Linked DNA regions of Homo sapiens: region 2 is linked to region 1. A link is a contact called in ENCODE Hi-C or POLR2A ChIA-PET data. All regions are on one chromosome and are shown on one strand. Each heading gives the region's core, a stretch centred on a gene start or an enhancer-like site at or near the end of the contact. The rest is flanking DNA. Distances are from core to core; before and after follow the strand shown.

The links. Hi-C counts contacts between places; a loop is a spot of excess contacts on that map. ChIA-PET counts read pairs that join two places held with the same protein, here RNA polymerase II (POLR2A). Pooled maps may share reads with other maps.
Region 2: a loop to region 1 is called in a pooled map, with 2.2 times the contacts of the local background. The contact joins the promoter of LINC02773 here to the enhancer-like site in region 1. A Hi-C loop is called at or near these places in 1 of 37 single-sample maps with no recorded cell type and 2 of 50 pooled maps. POLR2A ChIA-PET finds 5 or more read pairs at or near these places in 3 of 52 experiments (A549, PC-3 and activated T-cell).

What each region holds. Positions count from the first base shown.
Region 1 is chr1:212,831,483-212,837,364 of GRCh38, forward strand. SPATA45 (spermatogenesis associated 45) reads right to left here. Exons shown (of 3, transcript NM_001024601.3): 2 at 4,391-4,705. The coding sequence starts at 4,667. Among named protein-coding and RNA genes, the nearest start is that of SPATA45, 13 kb to the right of the region's middle. Within about 2 kb of position 2,494, at least 7 of the 41 ENCODE cell types and tissues checked have a DNase peak (open chromatin) inside an H3K27ac peak, as active enhancers do.
Region 2 is chr1:212,661,713-212,667,317 of GRCh38, forward strand. LINC02773 (long intergenic non-protein coding RNA 2773) reads right to left here and starts at 3,933. Exons shown (of 4, transcript NR_183483.1): 1 at 3,607-3,933; 2 at 2,875-2,975. RefSeq lists silencers at 3,688-3,997, 5,553-5,605.

The sequences.
Region 1 (5,882 bases), core at 1,244-3,743:
AAAAAAAACCTCAAATTACTAAAAGCATGATACTAGTCAATGACAGAGGCAAAACTTGAACCCAGGTGTTTTTAATTCTATATATTTAAATAAACTGCCCCCCTTTTGGGCTCCACATCTCCAAGTGGAAGATTGAAAAGAGGGCCTGGAAATCTCGGACTAAGAGAACTTCTTTCCTAGTCTTCACGTCACTATTAATAGAAGCAAAGAGGATCACCCAGAACTCCAAATACTCTATGCAAAATCTGTAACATTACTTCCCCTCAACACACAGGCCTCCCCACCAGGTTAGACCACCGCTAGGTTCGACCATCAGGACTAATCTCATTCTGTCCCTTATCCCTGTTTACACTGGACTCCTCAAGGAACCCAGGAGTCCTGGGTCATCCCTCATGCCCTGGATAGTAATCCCCATATAGTTATATGGGCAGCAATACACCCTCCATCCAACACTTCCTATCCCCCACCCTGCTGTTTTCTGTTTCCCCATAGCTCTTACCCATTTATCACTATCTGATCGGACATTTACTTCCTTTTTTTTTTTTTTTTTTTTGAGACGGAGTTTCGCTCTTGTTGCCCAGGCTGTAGTGCAGTGGCGCGATCTCTGCTCACTGCAACCTCCTCCTCCCGGATTCCAGTGATTCTTCTGCCTCAGCCTCCAGAGTAGCTAGGATTACAGGCATGCACCACCATGCCCAGCTAATTTTTGTGGGGTTTCACCATGTTGGTCAGGCTGGTCTCGAACTCCTGACCTCAGGTGATCCACTCGCCTCGGCCTCCCAAAATGCTGGGATTACAGGCGTGAGCCACTGTGCCCGGCTGAAATGTACTATTTTTTAACTTGTTTATCTGGCTCTCTACCCAGTGAAATCTAAGCTTTTTTTTTTTTTTTTTTTTTTTTTTAGAAATAGAGAAGAGGTCTCTCTATGTTGCCCAGGCTACTCTCAAACTCCTGGGCTCAAGGGATCCTCCTGCCTCAGCCTACCAAAGTGCTAGGATTACAGGCATGAGCCAGCACACCAAAACCTAAGCTTTTTGAGGCAAGATTTTATTCATCACTGTATTGACAAGCACGTAGAAGAGTGCCTGACATCAAGTAAGCACTGATATATATTCGTTGAATGAATAAAGAGTAAATGAGTGTTTCTTCCTCTTGCACAGGTATGCAAAGGAAAGGAGTACAGTGCCTTCCAATTCGTATTGAATATGTCCAGCAAAATTACTGTATTATTACCCTCCTGCATTTCTAAAGATTATTCCACAGCAACCAACTAAGGTTGCTGTGAGAAACTCTTAGGTTTGTGAGCCATTGCCCAAGGACATAGCTATTGGTCTCGAGAGGAATGAGGTAAGTTCTACCACTACTTCTGGGAAAGTATATTCCATGTCCCAACATTTATTCAATCAGCCAGGAAACGTTTCCTGAGTTCCTAATTTGTGCCAGACACTGTTCTAGGGACTGAAGATAAAGTGGTGAAAAAAGCAGATACCATCCCTGCCTTCAAGGAGCCTAGCCTTCATTAGGGAGTGATAAACACTGTGGTAAAAAAGAAAGCTGGGTAAGGGATTATAGAGTGTTGAGGAGTGCTGCTTAGATAGGGTGGTTTCTTTTGTTTATTTTTAATTTCAGTAGTTTTTGGGGTAAAGGTAGGTTTTGGTTACATGGGTAAGTTCTTCAGCGGTGATTTCTGAGATTTTGGTGCACCCATCAACCGAGCATATAGTCTTTTATTCCTTGCCCCTCTTTTACCTTTCTTTCCCTTGGGGTTCCTAAAGTCCATTATATAATTCCTATGCCTTTGCATCCTCATAGCTTAGCTCCCACTTATAAGTGAGAACAGACAATATTTGGTTTTCCATTCCTGAGTCACTTCACTTAGAATAATGGCCTCCTGGCCGGGCTCAGTGGCTCAAGCCTATAATCCCAGCACTTTGGGAGGCCGAGATGGGTGGATCACTTGAAGCCAGGAGTTTGAAACCAGTCTGGCCAACATGACGAAACCCCATCTCTACTAAAATACAAAAAAAAAAAAAAAAAAAAATTAGCCAGGCGTGGTGGCAGGCAATCCCAGCTACTTGGGAGGCTGAAGCACTTGAACCTGGGGGCAGAGGTTGCAGTGAGCTGAGATCACGTCATTGCACTTCAGCCTGGGTGACAGAGAGACTCAGCTTTCACAGAATTGAAGAGAGTTGGGGCCTTGCTCTGGGTTAGGCTTTGACTTAAGGAAATGTTGTGGCTGGGTTCATCTGTCCAGATCACTGAAACTTTCTCCCTATCAGCAATAAGGCTGTTTTGCTTTCTTATCATTTGTGTGTTCACTAAAGGGAATTTTAAATTTCCTTCAAGGGTTTTTCCTTTGCATTGATAATTTGGATAAATGACTGGCACAAGAGGCCTGGCTTTTGGCCTATCTTGGCTTTTGCCATGCCTTCCTCACTAAGCTTAATCATTTCTAGCTTTTGATTTAAAGTGAGACGTAATACTTCCTCCTTTCATCTCAGGTGATCCGCCCACCTCGGCCTCCCAAAATGCTAGGATTATAGGCATGAGCCACCTTGCCCAGCCCTAGAGTTATTTTTGAATAAAACAAACACATGACTGTTACAAATTAACTCTAAACACAGTGGAGAATCTCAGCTTTCTACACCACACTGTATCACACTCTACTCCACTTCCTAAGAGCACTGGGCAAGTGTAAAGTCACAGCCACATCAAAGAATTGAAATCTCAAGTGTGGTGATTCTTTTGTTTCTGATCTAAATTAATAATTTGTTGGTTGTATTAGATATGATTACACACCCCCTTCTCTTTTTTTCAAATAAATGAAAAAATGCTATCTCAGCTGCCTGCCTAGACTAAGAAACAAGTATTCACAATGAAGGTATTTATCAGCTCCCCTTCTTCCTCCTATAAAATAATACCACCACCATCACCACCATGCCATCCCCTGCCCCCAACAACCTTCGTCCACTTTTTTTTTTTTTTGAGAAGGAGTCTCACTCTGTCGCCCAGGCTGGAGTACACCGGAGTGATCTCGGCTCACTGCAACCTCCACCTCTGGGATTCAAACAATTCTCCTGCCTCAGCCTCCCAAGTAGCTGGGACTAAAGGTGCGTGCCACCACGCCCAGCTAATTTTTGCATTTTTAGTAGAGATAGGGTTTCACCATGTTGGCCAGGCTGGTCTCAAACTCCTGACCTCAGGTGATCCGCCTGCCTTGGCCACCCAAAGTGCTGGGACTGGAGGTGTGAGCCACCGCGCCCGGCCTCTCCACATTTTATTAGGGCTTTTTGTGTGATATTTGTCATCAAAAGGATCTCCACTGCACCTCAATTTTGCACATGAAATGTTTGTAAAGGCCAGAGAAATTGACGAGATAGCAGGTTTCTGAAGTTTTTGTGGTCTATTGTAACTATTATAACAACTCTTATCAAAATGTGGTTCTCAGGCCATTGGCATCAGCATCACCTTAGTCTGCTGAGAATGCAGATTTCCAGGCACCTCCCTAGAGTCTACTGAATGAGATGGCCTGAAGCTGAGGCCTGGGATTCTGTATGCATAAAAAAAGAGAGTCTCTGGTCTATAATAGATCTTACAATCCACCAGCCTAGTTTAATGACACTTTTACCTTCAAACAGATTGCCTTTATGCTATACCAGGGCAATACTCAGGGGACCTCTTTCAATCCCAGAAATTCTTCCTAATTTTTAGGAATACCTACAAATCATTCCTATACATTGGTTAAGAATCCTATCATAGGCCGGGCACGGTGGCTCACGCCTGTAATCCCAGCACTTTGAGAGGCCAAGGTGGGTGGATTACCTGACGTTGGGAGTTCAAGACCAGCCTGACCAACATGAAGAAACCCGGTCTCTACTAAAAATACAAAAAAATCAGTCAGACTTCGTGGTGCATGCCTGTAATCCCAGCTACTCGAGAGGCTAAGGCAGGAGAATCGCTTGAATCCAGATGGAGGTTGCTGTAAGCTGAGATCGTGCCATTGCACTCCAGCCTGGGCAACAAGAGCAAAACTCTGTCTCAAAAAACAAAAAAAGAATCCTATCATAGGCTGGGTGTGGTGGCTCATGCCTGTAATCGCAGCACTTTAGGAGGCCGAGGTGGGTGGATCACCTGAGGTCAGGAGTTTGAGACCAGCCTGGCCAACAAGGTGAAATCCCGTCTCTACTAAAAAATACAAAAAAATTAGCCAGGCGTGGTGGCAGGTGCCTGTATTCCCAGCTACCTGGGAGGCTGAGACAGAAGAATCGCTTGAACCCGGGAGGTGGAGGTTGCAGTGAGCTGAGATCGCGCCACTGCACTCCAGCCTGGGCGACAAGAGCAAAACTCCATCTCAAAAAAAAAAAAAAAAATCCTATGATAACTTCTTACTTTTTGGTGGAAAGTGCTTTCTCTCCATGTGAGCAAGGAGACTCAGCTTGATCCAGGAGCTCCTGCCACTGTTGGGAACAGGCTCTTTGGTTGTGGTATCAGTAAAGGACTGATAGGCATCCGGGAAGTGCCTCTTTTGAACTCTCAGTAAGCTGACTTGATTGCTTCGTTCCACCAAGCAGTTGGATTCACGCTTTTTGTTTATCTCCTCCAGGAGATGTTGTTTGCTTACTCCATGTTTTTTCATTATTTCAATGGTTCTGTTTATAGATGCCATTATGGTCACAAACCAATTGTCAAGTGATTCTTGCTGTCCTACAAACAAATGAAAAAATACTTTCAATTGTCTTTTTGACTCAGAAGCCAGTATTCACAATCACGTTTGCCAGTTTCTCTTTTTGCCTTCTATAAAATAACACCACAACCACCACCAAGCCTCCCACCCCACGCTTCACTTTTTTATTTACTTATTTTTTTAGACAGGGTCTTGCTCTGTCGCCCAGGTTGACACACAGTGGCATGATCTCAGCTCACTGCAACTTCCACCTTCCAGATTCAAGTGATTCTTGTGCCTCAGCCTCCTAAGTAGCTGGAATTACAGGCGCGCACTACCATGCCTGGCTAATTTTTCTATTATCAGTAGAGATGGGGTTTCGCCATGCTGGCCAGGCTGGTCTCGAACTCCTGTCCTCAGGTGATCCACCCACCTCAGCTTCCCAAAGTGCTGGGATTACAGGTGTCAGCCACTGTGCCCGGACAGCACACCTCACTTTTTTTTTATTTTTTTATTTTTTGAGATGGAGTCTCACTCTGTTGCCAAGGCTGGAGTGCAGTGGCTCGATCTCAGCTCACTGCAACCTCCGCCTCCAGGGTTCAAGCAATTCTCCTGCCTCAGCTTCCTGAGTAGCTGGGATTACAGGCATGCACCACCATGCCCAGCTAATTTTTTTTTTTTTTTGTATTTTTAGTAAAGACGGGGTGTCACCATATTGGCCAGGTTGGTCTCGAACTCCTGAAGTTGTGATCCACCCGCCTCGGCCTCCCAAAGTGCTGGGATTACAGGCATGAGCCACCGTACCCGGCCACACCTCACTTTTTATTATTGTTTCTTAAGGGTTTTATTTTTTGTTTTTTAGGTGTTCTTCAGGGGAAACAAAGGTTAAAAAGATATGGTAAGAGGATATATTATTGTTTTTTAAAATTATACTATGCATTGTTTTTTGCTTTTAGAAGCATTATTTCTTCTGATTATAAAAATAATACATGTTTATTACATATATTAATAATGTAATAGATAAATAATACATGTTTAATACATGATTATAAAAATAATACATATTCATGGTAGATAATTAAGAAAATACAGAAAAAGATAAAGTAGAAAAGTTAAAATTACTCTCGATCCAGAGACATCCATTAATATTTTGGGTGTTACTTTCCCAATAAGTATCCAAAGGGATTTTATTTTTTAAAAGTGGCGGCCAGGCGCTGT
Region 2 (5,605 bases), core at 2,683-5,182, 170 kb before region 1:
AGAGACACAACAACAAAAGAGAATTTTAGACCAATATCCCTGATGAACATCGATGCAAAAATCCTCAGTAAAACACTGGCAAACCGAATCCAGCAACACATCAAAAACTTATCCACCATGATCAAGTGGGCTTCATCCCTGGGATGCAAGGCTGGTTCAACATATGCAAATCAATAAACATAATCCAGCATATAAACAGAACCAATGACAAAAACCATATGAGTATCTCAATAGATGCAGAAAAGGCCTTTGACAAAATTCAACAACCCTTCATGCTAAAAACTCTCAATAAATTAGGTATTGATGGGACGTATCTCAAAACAATAAGAGCTATCTATGACAGACCCACAGCCAATATCATACTGAATGGGCAAAAACTGGAAGGATTCCCTTTGAAAACTGGCACAAGAGAGGGATGCCCTCTCTCACCACTCCTATTCAACATAGTGTTGGAAGTTCTGGCCAGGGCAATCAGGCAGGAGAAGGAAATAAAGGGTATTCAATGAGGAAAAGAGGAAGTCAAATTGTCCCTGTTTGCAGATGACATGATTGTATATCTGGAAAACCCTATTGTCTCAGCCCAAAATCTCCTTAATCTGATAGGCAACTTCAGCAACGTCTCAGGATACAAAATCAATGTGCAAAAATCACAAGCATTCTTATACACCAAAAACAGACAAACAGAGAGCCAAATCATGAGTGAATTCCCATTCACAACTGCTTCAAAGAGAATAAAATATCTAGGAATCCAACTTACAAGGGATGTGAAGGACCTCTTTAAGGAGAACTACAAACCACTCCTCAATGAAATAAAAAAGGATACAAACAAATGGAAGAACATTCCATGCTCATCAGTAGGAAGAATCAATATCATGAAAATGGCCATACTGCCCAAGGTAATTTATAGATTCAATGCCATCCCCATCAAGCTACCAATGACTTTCTTCACAGAATTGGAAAAAACTACTTTAAAGTTCATATGGAACCAAAAAAAAGCCCGCATTGCCAAGTCAATCCTAAGCCAAAAGAACAAAGCTGGAGACATCACGCTACCTGACTTCAAACTATACTACAAGGCTACAGTAACCAAAACAGCATGGTACTGGTACCAAAACAGAGATATAGATCAATGGAACAGAACAGAGCCCTCAGAAATAATGCTGCATATCTACAACCATCTGATCTTTGACAAACCTGACAAAAACAAGAAACGGGGAAACGATTCCCTATTTAACAAATGATGCTGGCAAAACTGGCTAGCCATATATAGAAAGCTGAAACTGGATCCCTTCCTTATACCTTATACAAAAATTAATTCAAGATGGATTAAAGACTTAAATGTTAGACCTAAAACCGTAAAAACCCTAGAAGAAAACCTAGGCAATACCATTCAGGACATAGGCGTGGGCAAAGACTTCATGTCTAAAACACCAAAAGCAATAGCAACAAAAGCCAAAATTGACAAATGGGATCTAATTAAACTAAAGAGCTTCTGCACAGCAAAAGAAACTACCATCAGAGTGAACAGGCAACCTACAGAATGGGAGAAAATTTTTGCAATCTACTCATCTGACAAAGGGCGAATATCCAGAATCTACAACGAACTCACACAAATTTACAAGAAAAAAACAACCCCATCAAAAAGTGGGTGAAGGATATGAATAGACACTTCTCAAAAGAAGACATTTATGCAGCCAACAGACACATGAAAAAATGCTCATCATCACTGGCCATCAGAGAAATGCAAATCAAAACCACAGTGAGATACCATCTCACACCAGTTAGAATGGCGATCATTAAAAAGTCAGGAAACAACAGGTGCTGGAGAGGATGTGGAGAAATAGGAACACTTACACTGTTGGTGGGACTGTAAACTAGTTCAACCATCGTGGAAGTCAGTGTGGCAATTCCTCAGGGATCTAGAACTAGAAATACCATTTGACCCAGCCATCCCATTACTGGGTATATACCCAAAGGATTATAAATCATGCTGCTATAAAGACACATGCACACGTATGTTTATTGCGGCACTATTCACAATAGCAAAGACTTGGAACCAACCCAAATGTCCAACAATAACAGAATGGATTAAGAAAATGTGGCACATATACACCATGGAATACTATGCAGCCATAAAAAAATGATGAGTTCATGTCCTTTGTAGGGACATGGATGAAGCTGGAAACCATCATTCTCAGCAAACTATCGCAAGGACAAAAAACCAAACACCGCATGTTCTCACTCATAGGTGGGAATTGAACAATGAGAACACGTGGACACAGGAAGGGGAACATCACACACTGGGGCCTATTGTGGGGTGGGGGGAGGGGGGAGGGATAGCATTTGGAGATATACCTAATGTTAAATGATGAGTTACTGGGTGCAACAAACCAACATGGCACATGTATACATATGTAACAAACCTGCACGTTGTGCACGTGTACCCTAAAACTTAAAGTATAATAAAAAAATTCATTGCAGATCTAGTATGTGCCAGATTAGTCCTTCTCAAAGCCTGGTTCCTGGACAGATTGCACCAACATCCCCCGAGATGCAAATTAGAAGTGCAAATAAATTATTGAGCCACACCACGGTCCTACAGCTTGAGAAACTTGAGGTGGGGCCCAGCAACTCATATTTTAATAAATCCTCAGGTGATGCTGATGCACACTAAAACCACCGTGCTAAGTGTTTTACATTAATAATCTCATTCAATTCCATACAAGCCTAAAGAGGTGGGAAGTATAATAATATCCCTGATTTACAGATGACAAACATGGGGTTTGGAGAGGTTAGTGGCCTGCTCCAGGTCCTCACCTGGTAAGGGAGCCCCAGGTCTGTGTAACCCACACCACTGCCCTCTCCCCTCACTACCTTGATGCCTCCCAGAAGTGAGATGCTTTTGTTCCAAGAGGGCTTCCTGTAGGCAGATGTGGGAGCAGGAGTCACTGGTGACACTGGAGCATTCTCCTGGGCTGATGGGTAGAATAGACAGCTATTTTTACTAGGTTTGCAAGACCAGCTGGATTGTTATCATCTATGAAACTAGGCAAACATCTAGCACTAGGACTGTCCCATTCTCGGGCTGGAGCTAAGAAGACATCGCTACTAGTTTGCAATATTCCCAGGGCACCTACCATCTGCTAAGCATGAGCTTCCGCAACATTGAGACCTGTTGTAACCACTGACAATGATGTCGCCTTCAAGGATGGATTAAGTTCCTACTACTTGAAGGCACTGTGCTAGAGGCTTTACAATATATTCTTCTCCTGGTGTTATTATGCCCTTTAACAGATAAAACCGTTGAGGCTCAGAGAGACGCGGGGACAACAGCTCTTACGCAACGGGGCAGGGTTCTGGCCTGCATACTCTAAGGATGATTTCTTCCATTATGCTATCGTTTGAGAAGACAGGAGGGAGTAGGGGAGAACGGTGGGGGCTCCCAGCAAAAGGACAAGACCCTCAGGGCCTGGGGTAGAACTGGAAGCCCACTCTTGACAATCAGTCCTTACCCAGGAGCACAGAGTCAGGGAAATCTGGTCCCAGCACCCATGCCCCCTTCCCCTCCTGGCTCCCTGACGCAGGAGAAAGCCCCCTGGGACTCACTGCGGGCCGGCGGGCACCTGTCACTGATGGGAAGAGCTCCTGTTTCCTTGCCTTGTGCCAAGAGGGCCCAAGGCAGACCTGCCAGCAGCCACGAGATGGCGCTGCGATCCAGGCGACTCCGGGCCCTGCAGCCACCCTCCCCGAGGCTGCCCCGCGGAGGACCCAAGCGGTCGTGGAGGACGCTCTCCCACTCCCCAGCTTCCCTCTTCCCTCCCTCCTCCTTCCTCGCCCCCTGGCCCTGCGAAGAGTGGAGGCCGCATCAGGGAGCCCTAGGCCCAAGGGCGGGCTAGGACTCCCCAGTGACTCCCAGGCAGCCCGGGGACAGCTGCTTCTCCCCTCCCCTGCCCTCCCTTCCTCTTTCCCTGGGCTCCTCCCCAGCCGGGCCAGCCAGTCCTGGGCCACTGCGCTCCCACAGCACAACTGAAGCAGGATCGCAACTCGCAGACTTAACGACTGCACAACTAAACATCAAAAATGAACTCTTCGTTAGAAGACATCCCTCTGCTTGAAAACGTAGCCGTCGAAGTTCCCTCTATGTGTCAAAAATAAGTTATGCGTAGGAGCCAGAGTCCCGTGCCTGGTGTCACCTCTCTTTCCCAAAATCCTCTCCCATCAAGAAAACCATGCATGTGCGTGGGTCCGCGCGCGCGCACTTGGAGAGGTAGAATTTTGAGTTGAAAATCTGAATCTACCATGAAAAATTGTGTGACACCAAGCAAGTGTTTTAAGACTCTTTGAGCCTCAATTTTCTCATCCATAAAGTGGAAATAATACCAGTAATCACTTCATGGGCTGTTGGAAAAATTAAATACATCTAAACCATTTACAGGTGCTTTAACACATAGTAAGTACTCAGTAAATATTATTTCTTTTCCTCTGACACTTATGGTGTGTGTCCATCATTTGGCATTCAATGCAGGCAGCCTTGCGTTTTTGGCTAATTTCTCCTATAGGACATCCCACCCCCAAGGGCCGTGTCTTGCATATCTGTATGTTCAGGAGCACCCAGCACAGACTCTCGCCTGGTGCATAGTAATTAGAGTGGGCCATAGTGACCACCAAAAACCACCGCCTCTGGCTTCAATTCTGCCTCCCTCCTGTCTTCTCTCAGGTGCTGGCTTCATGCACAACCCTGCTAGCGCAGCTACCTAGTGTCCTCTCCTCCACTTCTCTGCTTTGGGGCGGGTGGTGCCCAGCTTTCAGTGGTGAGACCTGTAGCCTTTTGCTCTCTGCTAGGCCAGGGAGCCCCTTCTGAGAGGGTAAGGGGGGCCAGGGTGGAAGGGGCATGGTTCTTGTTTTGTGTCCTGGAGAGAGTGTGCTCCATATAAAGCCTGCTTGAGCAGAGGAGAAGAAGCCGGCCCCGGCACCTTAGCCTTGACCCAGGTTCGTATGGTGTGGAGCCCTTGCTTCTGCTGTGATCGGGCCCAAAAGGTTAACAAGTCAGTTTGTAGAGGTCTGTGTCTGGGAGTTCTTTGGGGTTTTTATTTGTGTCTTTCCTGACTTTTCTATCTCTGAGAGTCAAGTCTTTCTTCCACATCTCTGTCTTGCACTGCAGTTCCCCAGTGCGCAATCATTCCATGTGTGTTGACGGACTGCAGGGCACATTGGCTCTGAAGGCTTTACCAAGCTGGCTCTCAGTCATATATATATTTTTTTAATTTTTGAGACAGGGTCTCACTCTGTTGCCCAGGCTGGAGTGCAGTGGCACAATCATGGCTCATAGCAGGCTCGAACTCTGGGGTTCAAGCGATCCTCCCACCTCAGTCTTCTGAGTAGTTGGGACTACAGGTGCCTGCCACCACACCTGGCTAATTTTTATTTTATATTTTAGAGATGGGGATCTCATCATGTTGCCTGGAGCTGATCTCAAACTCCTGTGCTCAATCAATCCTCCCTCCTAGGCCTCCCAAAGCGCTGGGATTGCAGGAGTGAGCCAACAAACCTGGCCTCAATCAGGTCTTTAACCGTCCAATTTATTCAATTCTGCCAGAGGGCCCCC